4 separate regions of the Mus musculus genome follow, and all the other regions are linked to region 1. The links are chromatin loops, found by intact Hi-C in ENCODE. Cell type or tissue: heart. All regions are shown on one strand. Region 1 holds the start of Ankrd10 (ankyrin repeat domain 10). Region 2 holds the start of Ing1 (inhibitor of growth family, member 1). Region 3 overlaps Arhgef7 (Rho guanine nucleotide exchange factor (GEF7)). Region 4 overlaps Arhgef7 (Rho guanine nucleotide exchange factor (GEF7)).

Evidence for each region. Hi-C counts contacts between places; a loop is a spot of excess contacts. Peaks named below come from ENCODE experiments on the same cell type or tissue, not always from the same donor. Only the 100,000 strongest peaks of a DNase experiment are listed, where the experiment ranks them.
Region 2: a loop joins it to region 1, with 4 times the contacts of the local background. A loop is called at or near these places in 14 of 42 quality-filtered maps.
Region 3: it touches region 1 in a loop (8-fold over the local background); 2 of 42 quality-filtered maps call a loop at or near these places.
Region 4: it touches region 1 in a loop (2.4-fold over the local background); 2 of 42 quality-filtered maps call a loop at or near these places.

What each region holds. Positions count from the first base shown.
Region 1 is chr8:11,631,227-11,639,226 of GRCm38, reverse strand. It overlaps Ankrd10 (ankyrin repeat domain 10), which reads left to right and starts at 3,470. Exons shown (of 6, transcript NM_133971.3): 1 at 3,470-3,816; 2 at 6,209-6,361. The coding sequence starts at 3,610. It overlaps Mir7238 (microRNA 7238), which reads left to right and starts at 3,491; the gene lies at 3,491-3,533. In heart, CTCF peaks have their summits at 4,128, 6,642 and 6,852; DNase peaks (open chromatin) are centred at 2,736, 3,436, 4,066, 6,616 and 1 weaker place; H3K4me3 peaks cover 4,338 bases; H3K27ac peaks cover 3,487 bases.
Region 2 is chr8:11,554,953-11,562,952 of GRCm38, reverse strand. It overlaps Ing1 (inhibitor of growth family, member 1), which reads right to left and starts at 6,496. Exons shown (of 2, transcript NM_011919.5): 1 at 5,908-6,496; 2 at 1-1,535. The coding sequence starts at 6,043. The coding sequence ends at 832. In heart, a CTCF peak has its summit at 4,965; DNase peaks (open chromatin) are centred at 4,642, 4,912, 7,012, 7,542 and 2 weaker places; H3K4me3 peaks cover 4,882 bases; H3K27ac peaks cover 4,092 bases.
Region 3 is chr8:11,772,474-11,780,473 of GRCm38, reverse strand. All of the region lies in intron 2 of Arhgef7 (Rho guanine nucleotide exchange factor (GEF7)), which reads right to left. Among named protein-coding and RNA genes, the nearest start is that of Arhgef7, 48 kb to the right of the region's middle. In heart, no CTCF peak of the experiment used is centred here; DNase peaks (open chromatin) are centred at 463, 1,273, 3,033 and 5,873; H3K4me3 peaks cover 1,905 bases; H3K27ac peaks cover 5,912 bases.
Region 4 is chr8:11,753,036-11,761,035 of GRCm38, reverse strand. It overlaps Arhgef7 (Rho guanine nucleotide exchange factor (GEF7)), which reads right to left. Exons shown (of 22, transcript NM_001372321.1): 2 at 2,519-2,605. Among named protein-coding and RNA genes, the nearest start is that of Arhgef7, 29 kb to the right of the region's middle. In heart, CTCF peaks have their summits at 1,874 and 4,991 (motif pointing left); DNase peaks (open chromatin) are centred at 2,075 and 2,705; H3K4me3 peaks cover 2,070 bases; H3K27ac peaks cover 2,027 bases.

The sequences.
Region 1 (8,000 bases):
TGAGAGTTTCTGCTCCAAAACAGACATGCGCAGCAGGAAGACCAAAGTCTACCTCCATTCTCAAAGGCATCTGACAGCTTTCTAGTCAGCAAGGGTCTGTGAAGGCTGGGCTGGGTATGTGGTTCAGTTGGTAGACTATTTGCTTAAAATACAAGAATTCTAGAGTTCTGGCTGGGCAGTGGTGGTGCACACCTTTAATCCCAGTGCTTGGGAGGCAGAGGCAGGAGGATTTCTGAGTTCGAGGCCAGCCTGGTCTACAGAGTGAGTTCCAGGACAACCAGGGCTACACAGAGAAACCCTGTCTCAAAAAAACCAAAAAAAGAAAGAAAGACTTGTAGAGTCTTGTTGGGGATTAGCCTAGAGACTGGAGCTAGGCTCCGGTTTTGTGGAGGGGCAACTTGGGAACTAATGCTAGGTACCTGACTGTTAGTTTACCTGAGTTCAGTTTAGGTCAGGCTCTCTAAAATCGAGTCTGAACTTAAAAGATTAGGCATCTCAGCTCCTTTCATGACACTATCTTTGGTTGGAAAAACACAATTCCTGTTTTAAGGGCAGGGTACTTCTTTGTATTTTCTTTTACAATAACTGAACAAAATGTGGCATGGTGGCACATACCCTCAATCCCAGCAGACGGAAAGCCGAGGTGGATGCTGAGTTCCAGGCCAGCCCAGGCTACACAGACCCTCAAGAAAACAAAACAAAAATAGTAGTAACTAAGCAAAATGTGGGTTACCCGCCAACTGGAGTGCTGACACTTGATACAGCCAATCCACAAGTCCCACCGCAGACACTGGGGACCCATTCATGAGGACACACATCAGTGTATGCATGGCTATAGAAATATGCATATTATGTAAGTAATTGTACAAACTAAAAAGTGGTCTTGAAGAAAGATCCATTCTAAGAATCCAAACATTACATTTTATTTTACTAGACCTTGATACTGTGTGCAAAATAAAATTCACGGTGAAAATGCAAAGCATGGGCCAGTGAGATGGCTCAGCAGGTACAGGAGCTTGCTGCCAAGGCTGATGAGCTGAAGACAACCTCACAAATCCAAGTAGTAGGAGAAAAAGGTTCCCAAAACTATCCTCAGACATCCACATGAGCCACGCTGCACATGAGAACATGTTTAAGGCGAACATGGGTTGGTCACATGATCCAGATCTGATTCTACACCCAAGGGAGTTCCCTTAAGTATAAATCTCAGGCTCACAGTCCCCAGAAGACAGGGGAAAGTGCCTCTCCCTTGTTGGAAAAGCTGACCAGGTACACCTGTTATCTTGCAAAATGAGACTCCTCTTTCCAGAGCTTAAGGGGATGCGCTCACATACAGGCCAATGGCATGTCAAACAAAACCAACTTCTCAGTGAAAGAAGCTTGAAACACAAGAGCCCACCATTCAGTGCAAGCACCCAAGTAATACCAAAACTATTACGCTGTGCTCTTGCCTCACCGATTATGAACTAGAGACAGACAGATGACGTCTCATATTTCCCACGCATTAGTCACTGCTCAGTGAATTAAACATCACACTTGTCTATGTAGACTGGAACATTTCTCAATATCACCTTCACAGGGAGTGTTTGTTATTTGAACGGATGGCTGTGTAGTGTGTTCACCCGGTTAACAATTCCCCTTTATCAATTGTCTGGTTTCTGATTACTTGTTTTATGCTACTTAATGTTGCAATGTAAGGTATGTAGCCTGGTGGCATATTTATAATCCCAGCAGCTGGGAGGATGAGGCAGGAGGATGATGAGTCCCAGGCCCCAGTTTCTGCAATACAGTAATTTTAATCTCTACTATGTAGCCTCCTCAAGGATAAACATACACAAGGAACAAATATATAGCAAAAGGGAAAAAGTAAAACTTCATTAAGTAAAAAGTAGAAGCTGGCCGGTGGTGGCGGCTCACGCCTTTAATCCCAGCACTTGGGAGGCAGAGGCAGGCGGATTTCTGAGTTCGAGACCAGCCTGGTCTACAACGTGAGTTCCAGGACAGCCAGGGCTATACAGAGAAACCCTGTCTCGAAAAAAACCAAAAAAAAAAAAAAAAAAAAGTAAAACTTCCATGAATAGTGTCTACTCCTTAATGGCTCAGTATGATTTTCAAATTTTATAGCCAGGAGGTGGTGGTGCTCGCCTTTAATCCCAGCAGAAGCAGGAGGATTTCTGAGTTCAAGGCCAGCCTGGTCTACAGAGTGAGTAGACCAGGCTGGGCTACACAGTGAAACCCTGTCTCGAAAAACCAAAATTAGAACAAAAAGAAAAAGAAAAAAGAAAAATTTCAAATTTTTTACAACCATAGCATTGTACCATTGGAAAGAGAATTTAGTAGTCAATTTTTCTAAAATTTCTTTCACCATGTGCCCAGCCTGCTCACGTGACTCATGCTTTACAGTTACAGACGCCAGGGCCTCTCGATTCTCTCTGGCATCCATTCCAATTAAGGCATACCGAAGTTAACTGGCTGCACCCTTGTTTTCGGGTTTTTAATGAGGAGCTGTGCTCCGCAGGCGCCCAATAAACACTAATTGGAGGAACTCAGGCAACCGCGGAAGCAGGCCAGGGCCGGCTGCCAGAGTCCTGAGTCCCCACTCGCGAGTGTGCCTGGCAGAGCAGCAGCTCTATTTAGAAGTAGCGCCTCAGGCATCGTCCTCAGCAGGAACCTGCGGCCGAGCTCCAACCGCTCCAGGTCACACCCACCAGCGCCAGGTCACGCCCAGCCGCCCCAGGAATCGACCAGAGCGCCGCTCCGCTCCAAATCCCAGACTCTCCTCCTTTAGTTAAGGCGTGGCTTTCAGCTGCCAATCACAGAGAGGCCGGCCTGGGCTTTGGCCTTGCCCCAGGCAAGGTTTACAGCCAGGGTCGTAGGCCTCCGGCTTCAGGCGAGGTCTCAGGCGCGGCCTCCTCAGGCTTCAGTCGCAGCCAAGTCTCCCCCCTCCTTTTTTTGTTTTGTTTTGTTTGTTTGTTTGTTTGTTTTTCGTGACAGGGTTTCTCTGTATAGCCCTGGCTGTCCTGGAACTGACTCTGTAGACCAGGCTGGCCTTGAACTCAGAAATCCACCTGCCTTTGACGCCCAAGTGCTGGGATTAAAGGCGTGCGCCACCACTGCCCGGCAAGTCTCGTCCCTCTAACCACACTAACGTGCAGGCCCACCCTCAACCCCTACACCTTCAGCGTTGGCATCAGTAGCGGCCTCCTCAAGCGGTGATCGCCTCCCAGCCCCTAACTTCACCACCAGACGCCTAAGGCGGCGTTCCTGCGCAGACCCTGAGAAGGCCCCGCCCTGCAGCCAAGGCCACGCCCTATCCCAGGCGCCAGCCTCAGCACCACCTGCGGGAGGCCCCACCCTATCCAGGCGCGGGCCTCGCCCCACCACGGGCGTCAGCAGCGGTCGGAGGCAGCGGACTGTTAGGCCCCACCCTCTCAAGGCGCAGGCTCCGCCCCGTGGCTCAGGTCCCGCCCTCAGTGCTCGCTGCGCTCGGATGCGGATGGGACGCGGCAGCAGCTCGCCTGTCCTTTGTGTTCGAGTGGCGGCAGCTTCGCAGGCCTTCACCGGCACATTCCTCTGGCCGATCAGTCGCGTGCTTCCTAGCGACCCATCATGTCAGCGGGAGCGGGCGCGGCCGTGGAGGCAGGCTTCTCCAGCGAGGAGCTGCTGTCGCTCCGCTTCCCGCTGCACCGCGCCTGCCGGGACGGGGACCTGGTCGCGCTCTGTTCGCTGCTGCCACACACGCCGCGCGCTCACCTGGCCGCTGAGGACTCCTTCTACGGCTGGACGCCCGTGCACTGGGCTGCGCACTTCGGCAAGGTGGGCGCGGGCACTTTAAGGCGCCATTTTCCGCGTGGTGTGCTGTTAGGGTCAGAGCGCACCCCACGGTGTCTGGAGAGCGCGGTCGGCAGCGGCAGCGCAACCCCTGAGAGTTCCAGGGCGCATGTGCGGTACCGCGCGGTCTGCGACCCAGGACGGTGGGGGGTGGGGGGCGCGGAAGCTGCTCAGACGCCGCGGGCGCCTCGAGGGCTTCAAGGCGCATGTGCGGCGGGCGGCGCGCGACCCAGGACCTCCGGGGGCGCGGGGAGTGTTGGGAGGCGGGGCGGAAATGGGGTCCGTCTCGCCGGCTCCCCCGAAGGATCCAGGGCGCATGTGCACACTTGTGGCTCTTCCGAGCGGGGCGGGCAGACTGCAGTTGAGGCCGTTTGCGCGGAGGCCGCCGGGCTTCGGGAATCGTGGCGAGGAGGAAACTGGGGGCCTCGCGCTTCTGTCTAATGGAAACCGGGTGCAGGGCCCCCTGAAGGCACGGAGGGATGGGCGCTGCCCTCGTAGCCGGGGGTGTCAAGTCTGCACCTGCTATGGCCGACGGCGGGGTCGCGGCCATGCCTATCGGCCCCCTCTCCACCGGGACCGTCCTGTGTAAGCTGCGCTAATTGGCCCCGTTCTCCTGGTGTTGAAAGGTGGCATGCAGTTGGGTGCAGGTAGTCGCTGGGAATCCACCTTCTCGTGGTCGCCTTAGTTAACCTGCACACAGAAGTGCTTCTGCGCCATAAAGCGGCAAAATTCACGCTGTACTGTTTACCAGAATTTGATCTAAAGCTAAAGGAGCATTTTCACGTCTACGGAGAACGAGTTGTAGACTTGACTTTGGAGACCAGTATTGTAGCGGAGGCGAGGACGTTGTAGTTCTGAGCTTTCCTATCTGAAACCTGGATGGTCTTAAGATACGGAACCATCTTGTTAACCCGTTCCAACTATTACGGAAAGCTCTTAGAGGCGAAAAGGCTGAGCCTTTCACCCCAGCCGGGCCATGTGTTACTGCTCTCCCTCCTGTAGGTTTCCAGCGTGTTTCCCTAGGTTGTACCTACCAGTGATGCTCAGGTTACCCAGTAATTTATGGGGCTTATTTATTCCCGGAAAACTGGCCATTGTGAAGGCTAACTATCTTGCTTTTACCAGATGCCCCATTTAAAAGGACCCTCCACAATTCCAAAGCCAGTTTCCTAGGTTGAACACGGCATAGCTAACAGGTTCAAATCCTGGCTCCACGTTAAAGGTTAACTAACTGCTTTTCTCTTGACACCTGTTCATCTTACTGCCACTTTGTACTTGTATGTTTCCCTTGGGAAATCTCACCAGCGATTACTTTTTGGTTTGGTTTGGTTTGGTTTGGTTTTCCGAGACAGGGTTTCTCTGTATAGCCATGGCTGTCCTGGAACTAACTTTGTAGACCAGGCTGGCCTGGAACTCAGAAATCCGCCGGTCTCTGCCTCCTGAGTGCTGGGATTAAAGGCGTGCGCCACCACCGCCTGGCCAGCCATCACTTTCTAACACTGTCCTAATGTCTGTTTGCTGTGGACTGTGCAAGTTTTGCAGCCTGCCGATCAATAAAAACTCAGAGAATCTGTGTTTATTGAAGTGACCAGTCCTTTGTAAGGACAAGCTTACCTTGCTTGGGGAGACAGATAGGAGGTTCGGGGTGCTGTTTGTTCTCAGGAATTGCTTGCAACCAAGCACAGCTTCTTCACTGCCTGTGGTCAGTTGAAGAGAAACAGACAGTCCAAAATTGGAGAACAAGTAAGTACCGAAGAAATTCCTGGCCAGTGTAGGCACATGTTGAATGTGGTGGACTCATAGCCAGCTGCCAGCGCAGTGGGACCTGGCTGGATCTTGTCTGCGCTTGCCAGTCTTTGAGTTAGTCACCTACTGGGTGAGCTCAGCCGTGGTGTGACTCTTTTATTATAGTTAGTTATTTATCTCGCATACTTGGTTTCTGTTCAGTTTTAAAGGCCGAGAGAGAGAGAGAGAGAGAGAGAGAGAGAGAGAGAGAGAGAGAGAGAGAGAGAGAGATACAGACTGGGCTTTGGGGCAGTTCAGTGTGTCGGGGTTGTGCACGGTGTGGGAAAGTCTGACTATAAAGAGTTTACTGCACTTTTTACAGTACAGTACAATTTGTACAATTTTTACAGCCCGATGTTTACTTACCATGAGTGTGAACGCCTTTATAGGAGGTTTGTGTGTGTGTTTTAAGAACACTCCACTCAGCATAAATGCTTTTAAAGTTTTGCTTAGTGATTGGAGAAAATTAACTTACTGTCAGAAGAAAATAATGCTAGCAAAAATGCCACTGGTGACTGTTAGAGAATTTAGGTTGTGTCCTATTAATTGCTATACTGACATGTACTGTTTCTCCTCCCACCTTTGTTTGAAGTTGGAGTGCTTAATGCAGTTGGTAAGAGCAGGAGCCTCACTGAATGTCTCGACCACCCGCTATGCCCAGACCCCAGCCCACATCGCTGCTTTTGGAGGACATCCTCAGTGTCTGGTCTGGCTGATTCAAGCTGGGGCCAACATTAACAAACCGGTAAGAAGGCCTGATTGACACTGCCTTTGTTTGTTTTTCCAGTTCCAGTTATTCACATGATACTGCTTTAAATTGGGCCCTTAATTAGAGTTGAATGTCTTCACCTGAGGTGAGCTGGAATCTGTCCCTTCAGTTACTTGTGACTAATAGGCCCTTTCCTCTGGAGGCGTGCACTCAGTTTATAGAGTGCTTTTGCGTGTCCTGTGGCTCCCTCAGATCTGATTTGATGATTTGCCCAAGGTCACAGCTGATAATAGAAGGCTGTTGGCCCACAGCCCAGATTTCTTGGCTCCAGCTCACTACTGCCTTAACTTCATAGACACTGCAGAAACATATCCAGATGTGCAAAAGGGTGGGTTTGCCCTTCACATACAAATTGGGTGTAGTGACTAGGTGTAGAAATGTCATTTTAAGTGTCATTTCCTTAGTGGAACACAGAATGACTTGAGGAATTTTTGTATAAGTATACAGTTAGAGGTTATGTGAACTAGATTTTTTTTTAAAGATTTATTTATTTTTATTATATATAACTACACTGTAGCTATCTTCAGACACTCCAGAAGAGGGTGTCAGATCTCATTACGGATGGTTGTGAGCCACCATGTGGTTGCTGGGATTTGAACTTCAGACCTTCGGAAGAGCAGTCAGGTGCTCTTACCCACTGAGCCATCTCACCAGCCCCTAGATTTTCTTTTAATATAATTTTAGACTCTCTTACCTAAGTGTATTCCAAATCTATGTTTATGTTATTAGCCTATCATAGAGAAACATCCAGTAGATGGTCTGAAAGGGAGCAGATGGAATTTGCTGCCCAGCCGCTGGCAGCACTGGTGGCTGATGTTTGTCTATGTGTGACTACGTGTACATGCCTGCTGAAACCAGAGGCATTAGTTTCTCCTGGAGGTGGTGGTTGTAAGCGCTCTGAACTGATAGGGGTGCTGGAAGGGAAGCTTGTACCCTCAGACAGATGAGCTGCCCTTCCAGCCCCTTAAGTAATTTCTAATTGCCATCCGCATCTTGTATGCAAAGAACCTTCCTTTCCTCCCTCCTGCATGGCTATAGCAGCAGTAGTCCCTTTCCTGAAGATAACTTAGCTACTCACATAAAATGGCAAGTGTTTGTTTGGCCATGGTTAAAAGCCTGGATGAAGGGGACCCACCTGTATCAGGCAGTTTCCTTCTCCTTGAGACTGACAGAGAGGCCCATTTTCTGTCACTGAGACTTGAGTAGGGACAGCTTTAGATCCTTACATGCTTGCTTTCCTTCTCTGACATGAATCTCTCTTTTGCACCGTCACCTTGCAGGGCAGGGGCTTGTCTGTCCGCCTGCTAACATCCACACTGTTGCCCCCTGGTCTCAGCAGGTGTGGGCTCGAGCTGGGTCCTCTGCTCACCTGGCAGTCCGGCTCTGGACGGCTTACTTAGCAGGCTGTGCTTCCAGCTCTACCAAAGAGACATATATGGGTAGTCATTCTGGGAAGGAAAATAACTCATTTGCTGTTAATATGGAATTTAGGTACATATTAACTTTAAGTAGTTAACAAAATGTAGTTTAGAAAGGTATAAAGAAATTGGTACTGTTTTAAGGCTTTTTCAAAGCTAGATGTTCCTTTGAGTTAGCATTTATGGTAGTTTCGTTG
Region 2 (8,000 bases), 76 kb after region 1:
TTTAAGACAAAAATTTAAAATTATTTGTATGTTAAAATTAAATGCTAAAGAAACAAACTGGCCAAGTTTCATTTATTTCTTGACGCAACATCTATACAGCTCACACACGCAGCAGGATGCACACCTTGGCTTCATAACAGCACCAGGCTGCACTTCCGGTTATGATACAGCAGGGGCAAGATGTACATTTATACACTTCATATAAGTTAAAGGTGGCTACACCATGACCTAGGGTAGCAAAGGCAAGACTCGGACCCACTGCCTGGACCACTTGTGTCTGACCTATTAAAAATGTACCCAGTCATTAAAAATGGCCAGTTAGGGAATAGGCCATGTATAAAATATGTCATGTAAAATTTACCCATTTACCTCTTTAAAAAATAATAATATTTAGACTTTAGACCACCAACTTGTCGTGTGGATATACATTATGGTAGCAAGAAGCACGCTTGTTGTACTTCAGCAACCTGGCTAATTTTTTTTTTTTTTTGTAAACCGTAACATTTTTGTCAAAACAGCCAAATGAAATCTCTTCTTTATACAGCTGTTAGCTTACTTCCAAGTCACTCCCCAACCCCCAAAATCAGTCTGACACTCGCTGACATGGTTAATTCGAACCTGTATTTGTAGTTTCTAAATTGCGGCTCTGCAGACCCAGTCTGGGAACAAGGTACACCATGAAGACGCAGGCTGTCTCCGCCATCCGAGGAGAGGAGGCACGGCTAACATTCTCTAAAATACTCATCTGACTGCCCTCGGACTTCCACGAAGGCAGCGATACCATAAACACACTGGTGGCTGTGTCACTGACCACGGGTGAGTGTCCACTCACTACCTGTTGTAAGCCCTCTCTTTCTTGGACTTCTCCAGGGCTTTGTCCATGGTCTTCTCGCTCTCCCCACGGCACTTGGGGCAGTACCACTTGCCCTTTGGTTTATGGTTGAGCCCCACGCAGGAGAAGTGGAACCACTCGATGGGGCATTCGTCGTTGTCACAGCCGATCATCTCCCCGTAGGAGACCTGGTTGCACAGACAGTACGTGGGCTCGTTGGGGTCGATGGGAAGGTCGGCAGGAGACGCTTCCCTCTCTGCTTTGGCCTTGGAGCGTTTCTTCTTCTTTGAGGTTTTTGCTTTCTTCTCCTTGGGCGTTCCTGAGGTGATGTCATCATGGTCGTGATTATTCGACGCGTTCTCTCGATTCTCATTGTTTCGCTGCCTCCTGGACCGCTTGTTATTCGGCTTATCTGCCTGTGTGATGGCCTCACTCTTCGACTTGTCCTGGCCCGCCTTGCCGCTGCCACCAGTGCCGTCACTGATGTCCTGGTGTGCTTCGAAGAGCTCCACGTGACTGTCCACCTGTCTGCTGCGGTTCTCCACCAGCTCCACCATCTGACTCACGATCTGGATCTTCTCATCGCCTAGCTCCTGGCTGCGGATCAGGGCCCTCTGGATGCAGTGCAGTACCCGGCGCTTCTGGGTGCCGTCTGTCTCCCGTTTGAACTTCTCATAGTAGTCGTCCAGCTCCTTCAGGATCTCTGCAGACAGAAGCGAGAGGCATTACAACCCACTGGGACCCTGCAGAGATGCCACCCCAACCACAAGGCCTCTTCTATACTCCCAGCACAGGGGCAGAAACAGCTTAGCCAAGTGTGCCTGACTGGTGTATGCCATGGGTCCCACTTCGAGAGGTTGAGATGTTGAACCTTAGGTAAAGTGCTTCAGCCCGAACCTTTCCTTCACCCACCACTGCCACAATTGCCACAATTTCTGTTCAACTATCTCTGCACTAACTTACAAGTTTTTATTCTGTATTTCTTTGTGTTCGAATATTGCTGACCACCTAATCTGAGACAGTCTTACTGACTCTGGAGCACAAATGAGCTCCGGGGATCCCTGTCTCCCCAGGTGGGATCAACGATATCTCATCGTCTAGAATACTCTACAGAAAAGCATGTAGATTAGACCATGATGCCACACAGACAGAAGCCCTCTGCTTCTGGTCCCCTATGACTACTCTAGCTTGATAGTCTGTGTCGCTGAAAACAAGAATGCTTGGTCACAATAAACAAGGCAACCCAGCTTTAAAACCAAAGTGATAGATTTCACTTTACAACGCATAATACTGTAATCTACTGTTCACATTTTTTAAAAAACTGTCTCTCTGTGTAGCCCTGGTTGTCCTGGAACCTACAGAGGCCTGCCTGCCTCTATCTCCCAAGTACTCAAGAATACCATTTTGAAAACTAAATCCTTCTTAGAAAACTAAAAATACGTCTGCATGCTTAGAAGTAGAAAACAGAATTCAGCCTAGTGTAGTTCCTAATTCTAGGACTCATGTGCCCAGAAGGAGCCCAAGTGTGAGAACAGCCTGAAGGTGGCATGTTGTGAGGACAGTCGGGGTCACAGGTGTGAGGACAGCTTGGGTTACATGTGTCATGTTTCAGAAACAGAGTTCTTCCTTTGTACACAGCGTCTCTTGGAGGCTTGGGTGCTTTCTCGACTCGGCTCTGCAGTAGTCCACTGCCAGGGCCTGAGAAGGCACTTGTGTCTGAGGGGTGATGCGCATTAACAGTGCTTCACGGGAACAGCCCAGCCTGTGGAATTAACACTAGCGAAGCCTTAGGGGAGCCAAGCCCATCTCTGTATGCTTCTAAGTATGACGAACCTCTGTGTGTCAAGTAGGCAGAGACCCTTTGTACTGACGCCAAATCAGTCTAAGACCCATGACAAGAAACTAGAGAAATGGGTAAATGCTGACAGAGGGAAACCCTAGAGAGTGGGTGCTGCAGGATGTAGTCCAAAGGACTATGGCAAAGGATCTCCAGCCAGAGATGTCAAAGAACACTTCAAATGTCAGAAACTAACAAAAACATTGGTCGTTTTAAAAACAAAAGTGAACAGAAGAAAAAAAAATTCTGCCCTAAGTGGATTACCTCAAAGCCAAATTGATTAACCACCCACACCTCCAAGAAATTCTGTGTGCGCTAAGGAAAAACTATTTTGTTTTTGAAATATGGGACATACCAGAAAACTCCAAGAGTATTTTTCTCAAACAGTAAATGGTATCAGATTTTCCTTGAGACCTTTTTGCCATCTATTAAAGGAATTACTAGAGATGCTTGTGTGGACGGGCTGGCAGTCAGAGAGGATACCTAGAAATTCACCGCCTCCCTACTCTGTGCTTCTCTGACAGGAAACGGCAATTCAGGCAGGGTCAAACCTCTTTAGAGTTCCAGGCTGGCCAGAGCTACTTATCAAGACCCTGTTTCAACACACACACACACACACACACACACACACACACACACACACCCCAACAAAACCCTAGAAGACAACACAAGGGCTGACACTGAAGTCTCTCAACAGGTAAGGCTACATACAGGTTCTGCAGGCATTATTCATGGAAGAACAACAGACCCCACACAGGAGGCATGTACAGTCCTAGTATCTAAAAGGAAGTTTCTAGGTAAGTCGACTGACTTAACTTACCAAAGACAACCTAAGATACACATTTTGGAGCATGATGGCACATACCTTTAATACTAGAAGGAAGGGCAAGTGGATCTTTAAGAGTTCCAGGTCAATGAGAAAAAATAACAAAACCAATAGCAAATTGTTTTTTGAGCTCCATCCTGGGTTAAATGGCATACAATCAGAGCCGGTCCTGTCTCCAACCGGGATCTCTGGCTCCTGCCATCACACCCAGCAATGTTTCAAAGATTATACTGGTATTTTGTAAAAGAGTAATTCTTCCCGTTGCTAATTTAAATGAAAATGACTGCTTCTTCCTGCCTTAATCCAGGTGAAGCTTGTGGAGAAAAATGCCATCAAAAACTTACCAGAAGCTATTGTGGAGCTCACACAATAACACAGATTTTTAGTTACCCTACGTAAAATATTTGATAAAAACAAAAATGTTGGTAAAAGCAACAAACAAGGACAGCACTACTTCCACACAGGGAGGCACCTGTCAGCTCAGCCTCAGCCTGCTGCTGGGCCACCATTCAGTACCAACAAGGATAAAGGTAGTGACTAAATGGGCCTGCAGTTCCATCTAATCTGTCCAATTACTTTAAGCCACTTTAACTTTATATAAGGTTGCGCTTAAGAAAGAGGCATTGCTTCCTGGGGGTATTTTCTATAATATTTGAAAAGTAATTCAAGCAACAAACTCCATTTACAACAACCAAAACATAGACCCTCCTTTCGAACTCTTCTACATCTGAAGCACTAAGGCGGCCGTCAAAAACTCGGTCTGCCAACAGTAGTTCTGAGCAAGGACTTGAATATTCTAGAGCCATTCGGACACACGAGCCCGCAGGAGGACAGCACGGGACACACAGACCCGCAGTCCCGACAGAGGCACTCCCGCTCATTCAAGCCTACCGGAAACGCGACAAGCGATCAGAGGCTCCCGCGGGGAGCCAGAGCAGAGAAGGTAAGCGCAGCATCCTCCCGGAGGCCACCGCCGCCATAGCCTCGCAGCCGGAAAGTGGCCGCGATCCACTCCAGCCTACGAGACTCAGGAAGCGCGCCCCGCCCTGCCCCGCCCCGCCCGAAGCCTATGTGAGTCGACGACGCTGAGGGCGGAGACCAGGAGGTACACCAATCAGCGCGCAGAGCCAGCGACGGTGGCCCGCCCCAGCAGCGACAGGAGCCAACCCAAGGCCAGAGGACGGGCGACCCGAAGACATTCAAATCAACTCACCTCCTCTCTCCGCCCGGCCCTCTACCAGAGGAAAAAAAAAAAAAAAAAAGCAGACAGCGGAAACACAGACTGGAGCGAGTCCCGAGCAAAGCCCGCCCCCATACTGCCCGCCCCCCAATGACTCTGTAGCACAATGATAAGGACATTCCACGGGGGATGTTGCGACCAATCAAAGGGCCGCAGAGGCGGAACGTTCCGCAATATGCTAATGATTCTCCTATAAACCGAGCTGCGAAGCTGCATCTCGGATAGAGCGCGCAGGGGCGCTTTCCCCAGCAAGTCTCTGTATGCAGTGCTGGGCAGTGGCCCTCCACCACCCCCAACTCTTCCGTTTCCCTGCTGCGCAGTTCTGTAAACAAGAGTAAACTCCGAGCGGCCATCCACGTTCAAAACAGAGCCCCCTGACCTCACAGCAAAGTTTCCCCAACAGCCAACAGTTCCCGGCGGGCACGCAGGCTCCGCCTCTTCGCCACTCTGGGCAGCCCGGGTCTTCGGGTGGGCTGCAGGTCCCTCACCTGCCCCGCTCCTCTCCAGCCAGAGCCCAGCTCGCGTCCACCGATCGCAGCGCAGTCGTACACCTAGTCGGCTGCGATCCTCCCTTTCACCCTCTTCCTCCCCAAGACACACCGCGCCGGCGCCCCTCGCAGTCGGCCCGGAGCCCTGTCCAGAGCCAAGAGAGGGCCCAGGAGAGCAGGGCCTGGGCGATCGCGCGACCCCGAGTCAGGACTGCCCAGTACTTTATGTAACACTTAGAACCAGAACCTGGCGGGAGGCGGCGACTCTCCGGACCCGCACTCAGCTCCGCCGGAGTACGGCCCGCAGCCCTCTCTCTAGCCCGGTGCCCGCGCCCTACGGCCGCGGCGCCCGCATAGCACTCCACCTCGCGCGGCCGCCTTCACCCCCTCCCCGAGGACGCGGCCGAGCCCCGCGCCCCCTCCCCCGCAGCACCGCCTCATCACTTCACTACAAAGAGCGCTTTGGTCGCGCAGCCTTGCAGCCAGCCGTTCGCGCTCCTTCCTTCTCCATGTCCCGGAGCTCGGTACACAAGGACCTCGGCGTATCAAAGGCGCTCCAGACCTTTTGTTCCTAGCCCTCCGAGGACGCTACCGGGCGCTCCGGCTCCAGCAGGACCGGTCAGCCTCGCCGCCGGGACCCAGGGATGGACGCGGCCGCCCCCGCCCATCCATCACCCGCCGTACCTTGGTATTTGGCGTCGATCTCCCGCATCAGCGAGACGTTCCTCTGCAGGTCGAAAGGCAGTGACTCGATTGAGTCCAGGTAATCCTCCACATAGTTCACCAGGTGGATCTGCTCCCCGTTGGCAGGACTCAACATGGTTCACCCCGGAGGTCCCCGGCGATTCGGCGGCTTTCCGCTTCCTCCACCCCCCGCCCCCCTCAAACAGCACTGCAAAATGCAAAGCTCTCTCGCCCTTCCGCGCCCCCCCGCCGCTCCGGCCGGGCTGGCCGGCGGCTACATCTGGCGCCTGCCGCGCCGCCTCCGGGGCCGCGGGGACCCCGGCGCCTGCAGGCGCGGGCCGCGGCGGCCGAAGCTCAAGCGCACACCCCGCCGGCCGTGCAGGCCCCCTCCCGGGCGGCGGGCGGCGCGGGGGGCCGTGCGTACTAGCGCGCACACACCCAAAGAGGGCCGGCCACCGCCGCCCACCCGCCACCAGCGTGGAGAGCGGAGAGAGCGGGGCCGGCTGCGGGAAGGGCGCGCTCCGCCGCCCGCCTCGCCGCACTTGTCCAACGTGGAAAACCCAAATACCAGTTTCAAACACTTGGGAAACATTCAGCCCCGCGCGCAGCGCGCATGCGCCCCGCCACCCCTCCTCCCGGAGGCGGCCCCGCCCCCACCGCATTCACGCCCCTCACCGTCCCGGGCCGGGGGGCGGCGGGCCGCGAGGCCGGCCCGCGCGGGGGCGTGGCCTGTCATTGTCGCTGGGGGCCAGGGTCGCCGAGGGGACAGCGGCGGGGTCGCCTGGGCAGGGGAGACCGGCGACGCGAAACTTTACTAGGAGTTTGACACTCGGTGGCGGACCTACTGGGCGGAGCCGCACGCCGGCCGGGAACCGCGGGGTGCTAGCCTGCTCCTCGAGACACGCCGGGGCCGGACGAGCCTCCAGATCGCTGCCTTCAAACCGACTAACCTGAGAAGAGCCACCCTCCGCTGGGTTAACTGCATTCCCCCGCCTCCTAGCGCGGTATAAATAGGGCCCCCGAACAGAAATGGCAACGGCGTCAGCCAATCCCCTTGCGACTCTTACCTCTGCGGCCAATCTGGACGAGAAGGAGGTGTGGTGGGATCGGCAACGCCCCCCGCACGCCTAGTACTAGAGAGCTGTCCTCTTCCAGGAGGGACGAGCGGGCGGAGCCGAGCGAGGCGGAAGTGGACGCGCAGGCGCAGCTCCCTGGCGATGGATGCGGACCCGCGCGGGAGGGCAGCTATCGACACGCAAAGGGACCACCACTCCCAGCATCCTCGGCGCCTCCACGCGCCTGCGCCTTCCGCCCCCATCGTCCCTTTGTGTCGCCTCCCGGTGCTGGGTTTAGAATGGCCTGGAGACAAAGGGGCCCCCGAGGGGTGCTCTTTTCAGCGCGGAGATCTACGGTGGGCGGGCTGGCGGGAGCAGCTCTTCTCTGATCCTAACTAGCTCTTCCCCTCCCTGCCGCATCTGAGGCTGCCCATGTCCTCGTCACACTGAGTTGGCAGCGGGCACCGCAGTGTGCTTCCCGCAGGGGAGCACAACCTTCAGCTTCCCATCCCGCCCTTCCCCCACAGCTGCCGGATTTAGGGCTTTCTGAAAAGCCCGGGCAGAGCGAGGGGTTGCCTAGGCGACGGGCCCCGGCGGTCCCGCCCTCTTCCTGCCTAGGCACCGCCCTGGGGCGGAGCCTGGCCTGTGGTCGCCACATTCGCGCCTTTGTATGGCTGGGACTGTGGTGCGGCTGTCCTATTCGCCCCTCTGAGTCCCAGGTCCTCAATCTTGCTCGGCCGCCTGGGCGAGAGCGGTGGACCCGCTGCTGTGGCCTCAGGTGCGCAGGGCTGGTGATGGCGCTCTGCCTCGCCTGCGGTGTCTGCTGCGCCGGGTCAGCTCGCAGCCTTCAGCCATCTGGAGTTTGCCGTGTTTCAGCCTCAGGCATTCATCCTCCGGCAGAACAAGACTCACCGCTTCAGAACTAGAGGGTGTAATTGGAAAGGATTTGGAACAGGTTCAGGAAACACTGTGATGCCCTACCCCCTTCGGCAGGTGTGAAAGTACTCCATGCAACCCCGTGACATCTACGACATTTCC
Region 3 (8,000 bases), 140 kb before region 1:
TGTTATGTGGATGTACCACCAACCTAAATCTAGGAGAGAGAACATACAAAAGATGACCTGGTTAACCACGTCTGGCTTTTGTTTGGAGGCTCGAGAGCGTGTGTGTGTGTGTGTGTGTGTGTGTGTGTGTGTGTGCATGTGCATGCTTGCAGATATGCTAAAACACTGACATTCTGATAACCAAATCCTCCAACACTGTATCCTAGAAAAACCTCACTGGTACAAATTATAGAAAGAAAAGCCTGGATGCCAAAATATATCCCGTATTGTTTCTCTCTTGAAGCAAACTGGAACCATCTTGGTTCTCTGCCTGGGATGAACACCTATGGGCTGGCACTGTACCTCGCCCTCCTCGCCTCCATCTGCAGTCTTTCTCAGTGCCAGGAACTCCCTCCTCCGCCCCCTTCCTGCCTCCCACACCCTACCCCCTTCCCCTTCCTGCTGAGCCTTACTCATCTTCCTTCCTGAAGGAGAGGAGCAGGCCTGAGCCTTCCTGAGCTCCAGAAATCCCCCAAGTACACTGATCACAAGGAAAACTTTGTGGCCAGTGTTGATGTGTGCATTCCACTCTAGAGCGTAAAGCCCAAAGAAGCAGACCAGACCACACATTTCACACTGCCTAGTTAATGCATACCTGACCAGGACTCCGTGGATCTGTGGGGCACTCATCCAGAGAGTCAGATGTAGCTCAAAAAAGAGGCTGAGGGTCAAAACTGTTCTAAAAAGGATGTTGCTGAAAGCTCCCAAGAACCAAACCAAAGCACAAACGGTAATATGTCAGGAAGCCCTCTGAGCCTCCAGGCTGAGCCCTCAGAACCTTTATGACTACAGTCTTGATTCCTGGGCTGTAACACCTGTGCCCAACAGAAAGCCAGTCCAAATGAGAACTCTGTCTAAGCTTACCTCCCTCCCTGTTCAGATTTTTAAGAGTCCCATATGAGTTAAGTTATATCTTTTTAAAGAATAAAATGACTGTCCTGCCTAGGCCTGTTTTCTCATGCAAACGTGAAGCCCCCTGAGTTATAAACTGCTGCAGCGATGGTCTATCCTTCAGCTCTCAGTTCTAACCCTGTGCCTGGAAGACTCAAGCTACGGCATAATCCCCAAGAAACACACACACAAATGTCCACTAACCTTCATTATGGCAAGGCAGCAAGTCACAAACCCCAGAACAACAGGATGTGAAATATGGGAAGCTTCCTGTTATTCCAGGATTATATAGCTCTCCTACCCAGATACCACGGAGGACCTGACTGGCTGCATCTGCCTGCCAATGGGCTTCAGCATGACGTCAGAACTCAGTGAGCCTACCACTACCTTCCTCCTCAGGAAACCCAACAATAAGAAGAGACAAAACAGAAGGCATACTCTAAGCCTAAGAGCATTCAGACAGGACTGCTTTTCCAAGGAGCAGAAAGGACTACTTCACTAAACAGCAATCTAAACAACAAAAAGCAAAAGTCCTTTAGTTCAGAGAGCATTTGTGCCAAAGGAACCAGGAGAGAGGCCCGGGACCTTCCCTGAAACAGCTTTCATAAACCAGCCAGTAACACACAGAAACTGCGCCCAGAGCCATGAGGTGTCCAGGACAGAACACACAGCCTGGATGCACACTGGGCTAACAGCGCAGGCTTGCAGGGAGGCTGGCTTTCACAGTGCATGGAAGGTGTAGGCCACCGTCACCATGTAGACCAGAAGTGCACATCTGCCTGCCCATCTCCTGCCATGACGGTCCATCTATCCAGGTTTAGTAGAAGCCTGTGACCCTGGATCCAAGGCCAAAACTAACCACATTTCCAGATCTTCAAAGACTATAGTCTATCTAGTCTTCTAGACTAGTCAATCTGACCTAGCTGCCACCTCCTGCCATAACTTCTTCCAGACCTCTCAAGTGCTCTGCCTGGGCATACTCCTTATTTTATGGTTAGTAATGGTATCCAAATGCAGTGTCAGGCTTAGCTCGTGTACAAGAGCATGAAACAGGAAAAATGTGGCATCAACTGCCCAGTGTCTACCTGATAAGTTGTCACCATTAAGGTGATCCTGTGGGCTGGCATGAAGGTGCCTGCTCACATGCGGCCCCAGATCTTCTGAGCAAACTGTAACACTGTCTCAATCAAAACAACAGGAGGACACACAGAAGCCTACCTACCTGGCACAGTTGCTAAGAACGGATCCACCCCAGAACTGTCCTATCAGGACACAATTTTCTGACCTCCTCCATCTCTAACCCAGGCTTACTGCAGCTGTAAGACTTTTCCTCACTACAGTTCCCAGATTAGTCTTCATCCTGCAGGCACACAAACACTGGCCTAACTGGGGCTGGGACCCATCACATGGAGTTCCAGGTGTCTTGTGGGGAGGGTCAACAAGCCTCTGACCCGGTTCCTCAAATGAGACCGGACAGGCCCAAGTGGAGCTGCTGTGGAGAATGACAACTAGCTCCAGGCAGCAGAACTGGTCAGAGAAGCCTCTGCTTTAAGCACAGGGGTGGGGGAGTTGTCCACAAGCAGTGTCCATCAGCAAGGTGAGGCCTCCAACTCCAAACAAACAGGACTTCCAGAAACATCAGACCATCTAGAACAAAAGCACTTTTAACACAGTACCTCCTCCTCTCAGGACGCTGTGACGCAAAATAAAGGTGATTTTGAGTAGGTACTGGCACACTCCTCAGCAACAAGGGTCCCTTCCACCCCAAATCTAAAACACAGCACTTATACAGTGTTGGCAGCTAATGCTCCACAGAGACTCAGAAGAAAGAAGGGAGGGAGGGAGGGAGGGAGGGAGGGAGGGAGGGAGGGAGGGAGGGAGGGAGGAAGGAAGGAAACCCTAATGTATGCTAATTTGCTGTGAGGAGCATTCCTTCCCAGAGGACCCCACTGCGTCCTTCAGTAGGTGACAGACTGTGAGGCAGAAGAGGACAAACACCCAGGTGAACTCTTCTACCCTGGCCTGTACTACACTCTCCACAGTGTCACCTCTGGGCAACTGGGCAAGCGCACGTGTCCACAGCCACGCTCTACACACAAGAGTGTGAAGAGCAAAGCCCTGCAGTGTCGTATCTGCCAGCGTTCAGAAGCAGCTTGCTGCAGGAATGTGGGTCACAAGGGAACAGCACTGCAAGGCTGGCGGGAGGAGACCAGGACTCCTTGTGTCCTCACCGCAAAGGTAAAGGAAGCCAGGGCCCAGCCTTGGAAGCCATGTGTGCCATGCATTAGGAGTCATCAGTGGCGTCCACATCAGCAGACATGAGAACGCTCCTTGAGGGAGAACAGTGCCTCAAGACTACCAAGATATAAGCCAACCTAGACAGAGGCAGGAGAGCCCACAGGAACCAACATGTAGACACCGCATAGAATTTAAAATCCAGAAGGCTCAACAGCGCAGACACACAGACAGAGCCTATCCAGACACTCGTGCTGATGTCCTGACCACACAACTGATGCGATACACCCTGAGATACTAAACTAAAAACAAACCAAGCTGGGTGACTCAGACCTAAATGACTAAAAGGCATCCTTATCTGGCTGGCTACACCTAGGAAGTGCCAGGGAAAGGTGTCTCTCCTCCGCCATCTCAATAGGAATGGAGACCCTCTCACAGGACAGACTGACCCAACACCTTGACATCAATCAGTTCCGCCACAAGAGGTTTATGAGGAAGCTATACTCATTCATTCTCTCTCTCTCTCTCTCTCTCTCTCTCACACACACACACACACACACACACACAAGTCTTGGCAGATATTTCTGGAGTGTTGCTTGCAAGGTTTAAAATTATACTTTTGTCCTACCATATTGTCAGGCAGAATCTGTGATTTCAGAACAAGACTGACTGACAATGAATGGTAAGTAAGTGGTGCTATTTAAGTATAATGCAAATGGTCCACACTGATCAGACAGTGAGATCCAGCCCTGGCTCCTCATCTTCCAGGCTCCTGCAGATTTTGAGCTTACGTCCACCTACTGCTCCTCAGGGATAAAGACAGAGCTTCATAACAATTACAACGCTCTCACCTAAGATGACCCTGAACAAGCTACTGTCCTTTAAGATAAGAATTGAATCTTATTCCGTTGTGGATCCTCTTCCTCAACATGCAAACACTATGGCAGGGAACATACTCTTAAGGACAAAGTCAATTATCTTTGGTAATTTCCAGGAGGGCAGTCAGAACACAGTCACACTGCTGGCCAGGCACCCTTCCCAGGCCTAGGAGAGACCATCATAAAGCACAGCTAGGCAGTGACAGCATCCAGTCACGACAGAGTGGAGATAAGCTTGCTGAGGGTAAATGTCACAGCAGTGCATGCAAAGGCTAGATCTTACAGTTCAAACCATCTTACACGTGGGGAAATGAGCTCTGACTCAGGCCATCTGAACTCTGCCCTCGACAGTACACTGCCAGCCAAGGAGGGGAGTGCGATGCTGCAGATACCAGGAGGCGGTGCAGTCACACAGGTCACACAGGCCCCTTACAGCCGCTATCCGTCCCTTATCTCTACTTGGCAAAGCACTGCCTGCCCATCACTAGACCTGAACCCAACCACAGCAGGACCTGAACAGAGTTGTGACAAATGCTTAGGCTAAACCTAAGGGAAGTGACAACGTCTACAGCTCTAAAAGGCAGTGAGAACACTGCAATGACAATGGCCAGGCTTGGACAAGTGTTTCAAGACCCACTGCAAACACTGCTCCCCTTCCTCCTACAGCACGCTAAAGTGAGAAGTGGAAGATTTTAAATGGGGGAGGGGCTGTGAGCAGTAGGCATCAGATTTTAGAGGACTACTGGGGGAAGCAGATGGGTTCTGAAAATCCTAACAGTTAGGAACAGTCCCATGAAGCCACGCAACTGCACCCACAGGCCATTTTGCAGAAGGTGAACAGCACCTAAGCCCTCTTTATACTGGGTCCTAAGGGCACATCAGCTTCAGATGTCCCTGAGTCCATGGGGCGGACACTGAGAGGAAGAGGGGTCAGTAATCCAGAGCTCAGCAGCACTGGTTCAGGAAGAACTAGAGAGCGTCAGACACTCGAGGCCCTGCTCCTAGACAGCCCTCTAGACGCTCCACCAGCTCTTCCTGCCACCCACATGATGGCACAGGCATGCAGGCTACTATCACAGGGCTGAGCCACAGGCTCAGTGCTGGAGTGTGTGTCTGTCGGACCAGGGCTGGATCACCAGTACCATATAAAAGCCAAGGTCTGGCCAAGGCACACGTGTGAGAAGCAACTGACAACGCGGAGAAGATGCACTTGAGCACAGCTACAAAGCACTGTCAGCATGAGGGTCAGAAGGCGGGAGGATCTGAGAGCAGCCCACCTGCACTCTATTTATGCTTTAGATGACACAGGCGCCAAAGCAGCCATGATCCAAGAAACTCCAAAGGCCCAGATGAGAACAACTCCCAAATAAAGCCTGCTCCCCCAATGTACCAGGAAAGGGTGGGAGGTGAGGTGGGAACCCTGCCTCAGCGAACACTCAAGTGGCAGGCAATGCAGCCCTACCCTACAGTAAAGTGAACCAGGGAGCTGGGACAGCCACAACAGGCTGCAGCAAGCGCTCCAGGCGCAGCTAGAGTGGCAATGTCCTTACCCCTACATCAGGAAATACAGGTTTCGGCCTGGCATAGTGCCACACAACTGTAACTCCAGCTACACAGAAAGCTGACACAGTGGGGAGGAAGGGTCACAAGTTCAGAGCCAGCTCAGGCTCTATTGTAGAATGAAACAGTATCTCAAAAAGTCAATAAAATGACAATAATCAAGGCTGAGGAAGCAGATCCCTGGAGGACACTTGCCTGCCAACATCTGAAGAGGCCCCGAGTCGGGGGAACAACCCACAGAGCACAAGACTGTCCAGTACTGCCACAAAACCATACAGAGCAGAGGGACTGTGCAGAGGGGCAGCTCAAACACTCTACGCTCTTTGTCTGCTGAGAGCTAAGGAGGCTGTGGTAAGAAAGGGAGTTTGCAGGTAGAGATCGCAGGCTTCCTGACGACTGGACACAGCAGCCATAAGTAACAGCAGATATCACTTTAGCCAGACTCCATACAAACTCCAAGGGAAGCCTGTGAGCAGGAAACACCAGGGCAGCCAGAAAGGCTTGATATGAGCTTCAGGGTGACGCCACTGAAACAGTCAACAGAACACCAAGTGCTGATTTCAGCAGTCACGAAAGTCCGAGAGCGCTTCCGTGCAGCACTCTCTAAGTCTTGCTATCCAGTTCCACGTGGTTTCCAGGCCCATCCGCGCATATTTGGTCTCACCACACTCACCAGCATGACCCTGAGAACAGGGTCTGAGGACCACAGACCCCCAGCAAGCAGCCTTCCTCCTGTGACCCTCACTCCACTTCTCATAGAGCAGATGCTAGTGCTGAACACCTTCCCTTAAAAAGGAACCGCCTTCAAAAATGTCTAGGGACCAGGGGAACGGCTCACTAAGAAGGGAGAGTAGTTGTATGTGGTGGCTTGGATGATTCTCGAGGCTGACAAAGAAATTCTAATGGATACCAGCTTTTGTTTGTCTCCAACCCCAAAGCCAGGAACCTGTTCTCTGCCCCTCAGACTGTAGGGATCTTTATTATTTCAGAGATAACTTAGGGGAGGCGGGCAGAGGGGCAGGGGCACGGCAAGGTTTATACAACAAAAGCTGGGGTACATAGGAGATCCTCATCCTTGAGGGGGTAACCAGATCTTGAGGGCACAAAATTTAGCATTTAAATACAAGCAGCATCAGACCAATCTCCTAAACTCAGCACCCCTAAGACACAGAGGGGCAGACACTAAGTGTCCTCTTCATCAAATGCTATGGGAAATTAGAACACCTGCATGCAGAATCCTTGCCAAAACTGTTTAACTAGAATCAAACTATGGTCAGGTTCCTATCTCACACACACAACTGTAATCCGAGCACCTGCAGGGAGGGAGATGGATAGGGCAGAAGCATCTCACCCTGGAGGCCAACAAGTGCTATACAGCAAGACTGTTAAAGGAACTAAAAGAAAATGGCAGAGAGACAAGCAGCAGCTATGCTGAGAAGTCTCCCTCCTCCTGGCTGGCTTGCACAAAGATGTTCTCCCGTCTGCGACGGAGAAGTGTCAGAAGTCTTACCCAGGTGTAGACCCTGCTAGCTACAATACCAACCTGCCTGTACACACACGGTAATGACCAACTGTTTTCTGCCAGGGTTTTAGGCCTTTTCCACAGGGAAGAAATGTGCCTGGTGTGTAAACCTGGTCAAAAGCTTATCGCTGGGATGGTCATAGCTAAAGGGGAGTTGGGGAAGACAAATGAACTACTCTGTTGTCTTGCTTTACGGACATGATATCAAACTGCCTTCTAAATATGTGTGTACCCAAAGGACAGCGCTCCTCAGCCTTGTTTTAGAGCCTCTGTTTACAGTGAGTGACCACTCACAGGCTCATAACTGGTCATCGTGAATGCTCAGCCCTGAACAGAAGCTCTGCATTCCTCCCAAGGCCCAGGACACTACAGAAGGAGGAGTGCTGTGAAGCACATCGCCTGACATGACATGGCTGTCTACATCCAGGAACTCACAGTAAGCAGCTATGTGTACAAGACTGGGACCATTGACACTCCATAATGGGGGGGTGGGGTTGCATACAGGCCCAGCCCTCCTGGAGGAGTTGTGGGCAGTAATGGCTGCCAGGGGAGGGCAGGTTACAGTACAAGTCACCCCTGCTCATGTGATACTTTGGTCAATGTAAGTCACCCCTGCCCACCTAACTCCCCACTTACACTTATGCAGGCATCCCTAGTTAAACACAGTGGGTCACAGGGCAAAGACATGAAGAAGGCTAGGGACTTGCTGGAAAGACAAGATTCAGTGGGAGGGAAAGGGGAAGAGGGGGTAAACGGGAGGACACAGTCAGAATACACTACATTTATATGTAAATTTGCAAAGAATAAAAATTAGCAATTCTAAGTCATAAGTGATAGAGGTGAGGAACAGATCCTAGTCAGAAGTCTCTGGAGAG
Region 4 (8,000 bases), 120 kb before region 1:
CTGTGCACCTCGCTTGGCTTTTTCTCTGGACCTCACACTTACGCAGCAAGCACTTTACTGAATAAACCATCTCCCTGGCGCCTACTCCAAATATTTTAAGGACAGCAGTTGGTGGAAAAATAAGCTGTAAAAAGAAAATAAAGAGGCCAGCAAGATGGCTCAGCAGGTAAAGGCCACTGCCATTAGGGCTAAAAAACTTCATCCCTGGAACTCACCAGGTCAAGGAGACACCATCAGTTTCTCTGACCTCTGAGCTAGTGCTGTGGCACACTGGCGCACACACATGAACGGGCAATAGAAGCTTAAAAATGACTGATACGGCCGGGTGTGGTGGCACGTGCCTTTAATCCCAGCACTTGGGAGGCAGAAGCAGGTGAATTTCTGAGTTCGAGGCCAGCCTGGTCTACAGAGTGAGTTCCAGGACAGCCAGACCTACACAGAGAAACCCTGTCTCCAAAAACCAAAAAAAAAAAAAAAAAAAGACCAATACTGTGATGGTACATTTTTTTCTTTAAAGAAATCATTAGGAGCTAAAGTAGAGTAAGCTACTAGACAGTCTTTCTTACTAACACAATTCAGTCTGAAACAATGCCCTGGGAAAAGCCCCTTGGTATTAAATACTAAAAACAAAAGCTACGTTGGAATTTAGGTTGTTTTGTTTCCCATTTAATATTAAAATGTTCTCAGTCTCCCATCTTTTGAGAATTGGTTGGATATTAAATGTGTCAGTCCTAGTATTGCTCAAAGGTCCAAGGCTCTGCCCTCGGGGCTTCTGGCTGCAGAAGATTAGGTCTTTCCCTGAATAGGCCTCTCCCCTCACACAGTTACAGACTAAGATGAGTTAAAGCCATTCCTTTCTATAGGAAATTCCTAAAACGTGATGGCTAAACAAACTGGAGATTTAAGTATGGTATACCTTGAGAAAAATATTATATTTTCCTCTACCATATTTTTAAGTAACTGGAAGAGATATTTACTCTTTAAAATCAACACACACAAAAAAAGACACAAATGGTCTTTTTTTTCCCTCCAAGAGGAAACCTATTTGCTATCACAAGTGCAACTTCAGACTCATCCTCTCAGTAACCAATCCTTAGCCAGGATTTGCTTGTGTTCAGGGCTGCTCTAAGTGCCTGGGACAGGCCCATGTTGGGCTCTGACAGCATCTCTGGACAAACTCAGAGCCATAAACATCACTGCTATATGAAACAGCAACAGCCTCTGCAACTTTTACAAAGCTGGAAAGAAGGGGCGACTTTCACGTTTCTTTAAAGCAATTTCTTATTATAACAGTTTACACTGGTTATGTTAATGTGTAGGGTGAGTCTGAAAAAATACTGTAACATAAACAAAACCCAGGCATATGAGGATAGAACCCTACGACAAAGGTCAGACAAAGTAAATCTCCAGTCTCTAAAACGGCAAGGCTGGTGCCACCAAGAGAAGCCAAATACCTGATTTTTAAAGAGCTGTGAGGCTTTCTGAAATCGCCCAACCACAATCCAATTATCTGCAGCAATTTCCTCAAAGACATCAAATAAATTAACAAAAAGGACGGTAACACTTGAATCACTATAAACCACTGTCTGTCCAATTTCAATTAAATACACTTTCCAAACGTGACTGGATGACTTCTACACTTCATCTCAAGAAACACGCAGTCAAAGACTGTCCTACCAGGTAAGGAAAACCGCACTGGGTCACCACAGGACTGGAGTGTGTGTGATTTTACCAACCCTTCACGGGGTGAAATTGCAAACCTCAGAAGCGACAGCAAAGCTTATCTACCTGAAAGTCCCCAAAAAGCAAAGCCACTTTTCTACATCTACAACAATGCCCCACGAATAACAAAAGCAAGGAAACAGCGACATCCCTGGGGAACTGACACAGAAGGACCACAAAGGGTGTTCATCAAGCACCATGGAAAAGACAATCCCGCGGAGGTGTCCCCAGAAGCAGGTTTTACAAACCCCAGACTCAGGCTCGGGAGTTTTCTAACGTAAGCAATTATGGATGGAGGATCCAGCCACGCCGCCGAATTTCGGGCCTGCAGAAGCAGCATATGAGGATGTGAGACCAAGAGGGGTTTGGCCCTCTACACTGCAGCTAGGACCTTGCCTGACCACCTGCTGAGGGCTGGGTCAGACCTGGATGTGATGCTAGGGATTCCCAAAGGGCGGTTTTCAGGATTGGACAGATGTCCCCCGAGCAACAGGGACTACCAACGTGCCACCTGCACAGGAGCTTGAGAACCAGTGGTTCGCGTGGAACCAGAACAAGGCGTGGGGTCCACGCGCCAGCCGAGGGGACGTCGAGAGGCTTCTTCCCGGTACAGGTAGCCCCGCTCCACGGAGCCGGCGGTGAGGAGCGGTCGCTCGGGACAGCGTCAGCTCACGCGACCCCGATCCGACCCCCGACCACCCTCCATCCCGGCCCTACCTCCCCGGAGCCCGACCCGACCTCCCCCGCCCCCGCCCGCCCGGCCTGCCCAGCCCGGCCCGGCCCCGCGCTCACCCACCTCTAGGCGCAGGGACGCCCCGCAGGCGCGCAGGAACTCGCGGATGTTGCTCAGGCACTCGCTCTCGTTCCGCGGCTCCGGGTAGACCTGCAACACACAGCGGCGCTGAGCGGGCTGGACGCTTCATCCGCTCCCCTTCCTAGGGGCTGCACCAATCTCCGCCCCTGCCCGCACCCGGAAGCGCGCCCGGGACCGGAAGTGACGGCGTCAAACCGCGCCCCCGCTGCCCCTTCCCGCGGCTGCTGCGTCTTGGGCTGCGGCAGTCTACTCCCCAGCCCCGCTTCACCCCGGTCTGCGCTCTCCTCCTTCCCCTCCCGGCTCCCCTCACCACGCGCTCCGTCTCCTTCGGGCCCTGCTCCGGTATCGTGCGCACCCGCCTCCTCCATAGCCGGCGTCCCTCCAAAGGCACTCCACTTCCTGGCCTTGCTCAGGCCCTGCCTCCTACAGACCTCCGCTCCAGCCCCACGCCCACCCCTCCAGGCCCTGCTCGGGGCTCCCATCCCCGCCTCCTGACCGGCATTCTGCTGGCAGCACCTCACGAATGCACAGAACTCTGCCTCTGCAGCACGAACAGCCCCAAAGAGATTCGAGAGAACTTCCCTTCTTTCTCACCTAGGTTCCTGCAAAGTGCACTTACAATAGCTTAATGAACAGCATAAATTCTGCGGGTCGTCATGAAAAATGCCCTGATTCCTATTCCCAAACACAGCCCATGTGCTTTGTGATTGATTAACCAGAGTCGCCGGCCACTGTGGCTAAGGCTTCAGAGAAGGCTCCTGTTGCTAGCCTTCACCATGAGCAGCGAGGGAAGGTCTGACCTACCACCCAATGCAGTCCGTGAGGCATCCTGCTACACTTGCCACATGTTACGATATGCACCCGACCGTACCAGACACTAAGAGAAACAGGAGCAGAATCTGAGGCTGGGACAATGTAAGGAAGACCCTGATACATCAGGAAAGATTTTTATTTCATTCTTAAGCTTCTTTGGGGCATGAGTTATAGTGCTGTTGACTGTGAGTGAACAGTACAATATATCCACAAGAAAAAAGATTTATCTAGACCAGGCTGCTCCGGAAAATTGCTAGGGCAACACTGAATGCCCCATAAAGCTGTGGAGAAGATGGAAAAGCAGCAAAATGTAGATTTATGAGATGACCAGTTTAAAAAAAAAAAGGATTAGACAGCATTTCGAGTCTGAAACATGCAGTTTCCTCAGCTGGTCATTAAAAGACTGATACATCATGAACGTATCAACTTACAGTTCAGAGTGGCTGTACGGATAAAGAGTTTAGGAAAGACTTTGTTCTCTATAGCTAGGGCTGTGCTAAAGAACAGGTTTCCAGTGCTGCTGAGACAGCGTGTTTTCCATGAATGTCGGAAAACAAAACTGCCTTATGAAAACAGCTTCTCAGACTCCTGAGCAAAGGCTTCCGAGACCGTGCAACCTTGCTATTGTGTGCCAATACCAAGGGCAAATTTTAAATATAAGCTGCCCCTAATGGGATTAAAAAAAAAAAACAAACCCCAGGTCCACTTAGGACCAAAAACTTCAACTGCATGCCAGTCACAGGAGATGACAATACATGTATGGATGGCATCCAGAATGCTCTGGGATTGATCCACAACTGCTTCATCCCAGTCCATAAACACTTCCAGGACAAAACCTTACTTTCTGGGTGTTATTAATTTAATGTACCTGTTCCACTCTCATTCAACCCCCTTAGGGCACAGTACAAGCTTTTAAGGCACACTGCCTAGACAAACTGTTTAGTAAAGCTTTTAACACTCAAAGGCCAGCAAGGAAACTACCATGTGAGACTATTGGAAACCCATCCCATGTGCAATGTCAGCTATGTTGGCACAACCTCAGGCGGCAGCAAGCTGGCTATCAGCAGTAACTATCAGAAAGGGTTTGGCCAAGTTGCCTTAACGACTCTGAAAGTATGACAGAAAATATAAGTAATAACATCAAAACCATAATGACTACTGCACAGCAAATGAGTGGAGAGTGGAAACAAGAAGGAAAACTAGAGGAAATTTGGCCTGGAAGGGCAGTAGAAACCACTGACCAAGTCCTAGAAATGATCGAACATGGCACTGGAATAAATACTGTCAGCAAGACAACACAAAGTATCCCCACAGCAGCTAAAATAACAATCCAAGTCTGCCTTGGGGGGAAAAAATCCTAAGACAGGAAGACTGGGAGCTCATACTTGAATGCAGCCTTGCTTCCACTGCGTTTGTCCCTTGAGTCAAAGACTGGAGGTGACAAGCCAAACAGACGAGACTAAGCAATGCTTCAAGCTTTAAGCCACTTTAAGTCTATTTAAAAAAAAAAAAAAAAAAAAAAAAAAAAAGCCAGTCTTCTAAGGGACAGCCATCTTTACCCACATCTTCCCCTTCTACCGAACTAATTCCAGTCTCCCCAAGGTCAGAGTTCAAAGTACATTCAACTTGCAGCTAGCGCCCCCTACGGGGCAATTTTAACATTTTCATGAAGCCAACCATGTGACCTTTGCAGAGTACTTTTCTTAAGACTTTTTTTTGCATTCCTACTATATACAGCGCCCAGTATGTGTGTGTGGGCTGCAATTACTGTCTGATTATGAACATTCTGTATATGTGCATATGTGATAAACCACTACAGCCATGGTAGATTACACAGTACTGTACTTGAGATGATGGCTTATTGTAAGTAAATACATAACATTTATAGCATACATTCTCCAAAAATGCCCATAAAATAAGGTCATGTATTCACTCGTTGGCAGAATTTTGTGACCAGCCATGTGCACACATGCTCACATCTACAAGTACATGCAAAATAAAAATATGACCAGGGTCTTTTGGTTTCCTAGCCCTGTATTTCCCCCAAGGACAATGTTGCAGTTCAGCATTCGAGATAACTTCAGAGAAGGTAAACACTACAAATAATTAGACTCATCTCTTCATCTCTACATTTGATTATGAAACCACAGGCTAATTGTTATTTTCTTTTCTTGTATGATGAGTATATAAAATAATGGAAGCAGCATACATTGATTTTGATAATTGTTAACTATAAAAAGCAAAACACCTTGAGGATTTACATATTAGTGAGAAATGTGGTTTTTAAATTACACATACCTGTGTGGGGCATGCGTGCCATGGTGTGTGTGGAGTCCAAAGGAAAAGTGTAGCAGTCAGTTCTCTTCTCTCACCCATGTGGGTCCCAGGAATCAAACTCAGGTCTCAGACTTGGTGGCAGACCCAGATTGGTTTTCATCTGTGGATTTTACCACTTTGCTAGAATGAAGTGTTGTCCACCACCAACTCTTCCTGACTGTTCTCTCCATGTGTGTGCTGAGTGGCCATCCATAAAGACGAGCATGTGGGAATGGGAGCTTTGTAATGGGACTTATTCTTTGACACCTAATGAGTGACAAAAGCCAAACTCCAGATGTGGCCTATTACCCATTCAGAGATTTTAAATGTTAATAGCTTCACTAGAGCCTCCTATAATGTCTATGAAAGCAAGGAATTAGAAAACCCAGAGTCACAGAGTCCCTGCTATTGGGGTCACTGAACCCAAAGTCACAGAGTCCCTGCCACTGGGGTCACTGAACCCAGAGTCACAGAGTCTCTGCCATTAGGGTCACTGAAGTCTTAACACCCTGGGTGTTTCATTTCATTTTTGTTTTCTTTTTTATAAAGCATGTTTGTGATTGTCCTTTAAGTGACAAGAAAAGAATTTCATCTTTTTGCAGTACATCTGAGGAAGACAAGAAATGGGTGACAGTCTGCCTTTTTGTGTGACGTAGGAGAGGAATGTTATGAAGAGGAGCAGGGACAGCCAAACTGGCTATGTGTCCTTATGACTACAGGCTCCTTTTTGTGGACACACTAGTTGAGGCTCTTTCCATGGGTTACCTTAAGACGTCCTGGCCCACATAACTCTCTGAAGTCTGGTACATGGGTACATGTAACTAGAACTCCAATGAACATCGCTGTTTGGAAAACTAAGGGGTCAACATTACGAGTGAAGAGCTCTAGCGCTATAACAAACATGTCACTAGGGGAGTCACTTGACCCCTCTAGGTCTATTTCCTTATCTCCAGTTTAAGGCCAGTAGCCTAACTGAGTTGTTGGATCAAGTGGATAATAAGTTAATCCAGCAATATTTACTGGGCCTCAAGTTCACAGCAGATCACACCATTTAGAATAGAAGTTCAGTTCCAGCTACTTGAGAGAGGGGTAGGTCTATCACTTGAGCTGATAAATTTAAGTCCAGGCAACACAGCAATACACCATCTCAGGGCAGAGGGGAAACACCTGTGGTTTCAGAAGTCCATAGTGTTTTCTAAAATGTACATAGTCAAGGGCACCGGAGACTGTAGTGAAAAACAACATGTCTAGGATTATTACAAGACAAAACAACATGGGAGAGTCCTTCATGCCTCTCTAAAGACAGTTTGCACATAGTCAATGAACAAATGAAAAACTAACATCATCAACCATCAGGGTCCACTCATATACATTCCCACTCACTCACGGGCGCACACACACATGAGAACACATTAAAAGTCCAGCCAACACTGCACGCCTAGCAGAGGGAGAAGAAGGAGAATGTTCACAATGTCAGGGTCGGCGAGGCTGAAACGCAACCTTGAGCCTGACTTGGGAGAGTGGACCAGAAAAACAGGCAGTTTCTTCCACAGTTAAACTTGTTTCTACCCTAGGCCCCAGCTGTTGTTTGCCCAGGAGAAATCATAGCCACCAAAATCCCGGTGTAAGAATGTTCACAGCTGCTTGCTGATTAGCGAGGCCACCGAGCAGAGGGCTCTGCATGTACTCTAGAAAGGCAACAGTGGCCTGACACTTGCTCTGCCCAGGTCATGTCGCAGGAATGGTGCGAAAGGTTCTCTACAATATTAACTTGCAAGCTTTCACCAGGAGATAATCAGGACTAGAAATCTTCTAAAGACCTTTCTGGTTTCCCTAGAGATACCCTTTATGCTTGATAATTGATCAAAATGTGCCTGATATGAAAATTAGTCACCAAGTAATGCTGAAAGCAGAGTCCAGGACCCTCACAGCTGTCCAGTTTCTCCTCCACTCTTCACCAGCTGCTCCTGGCTGGGGCAGTGAGTCCCTCCCCAACAGTCTCAACAAAGTGCCAGTGAAGGCAGCTGTCTTGGACAGACAGCTGGACAGCGTTTAGGGAGTCTGTGGGCCAGCTGTATGAGAAGGCAGGCCATGTGGGTCAGCAGGGCTGAGAGCATGGAGGGCATTTGCCGCCTGAGCAACCAAGTCCAAAGGAGAGAGCTGCTCATGCTGTGGCAGCATGAACCCATTGCCCAGAGTCCCTGTCCTCTGGGTTCTCACTGCACAAAGCTACCATGGTTCCCGGAAACGCCACCTGATTGTGATGTCCAGCCAGGCTTGGACATAAGAACTGTCAGAGGCTAAGGTCAAGATCCCAGGATGAGTGAGTGAGTGA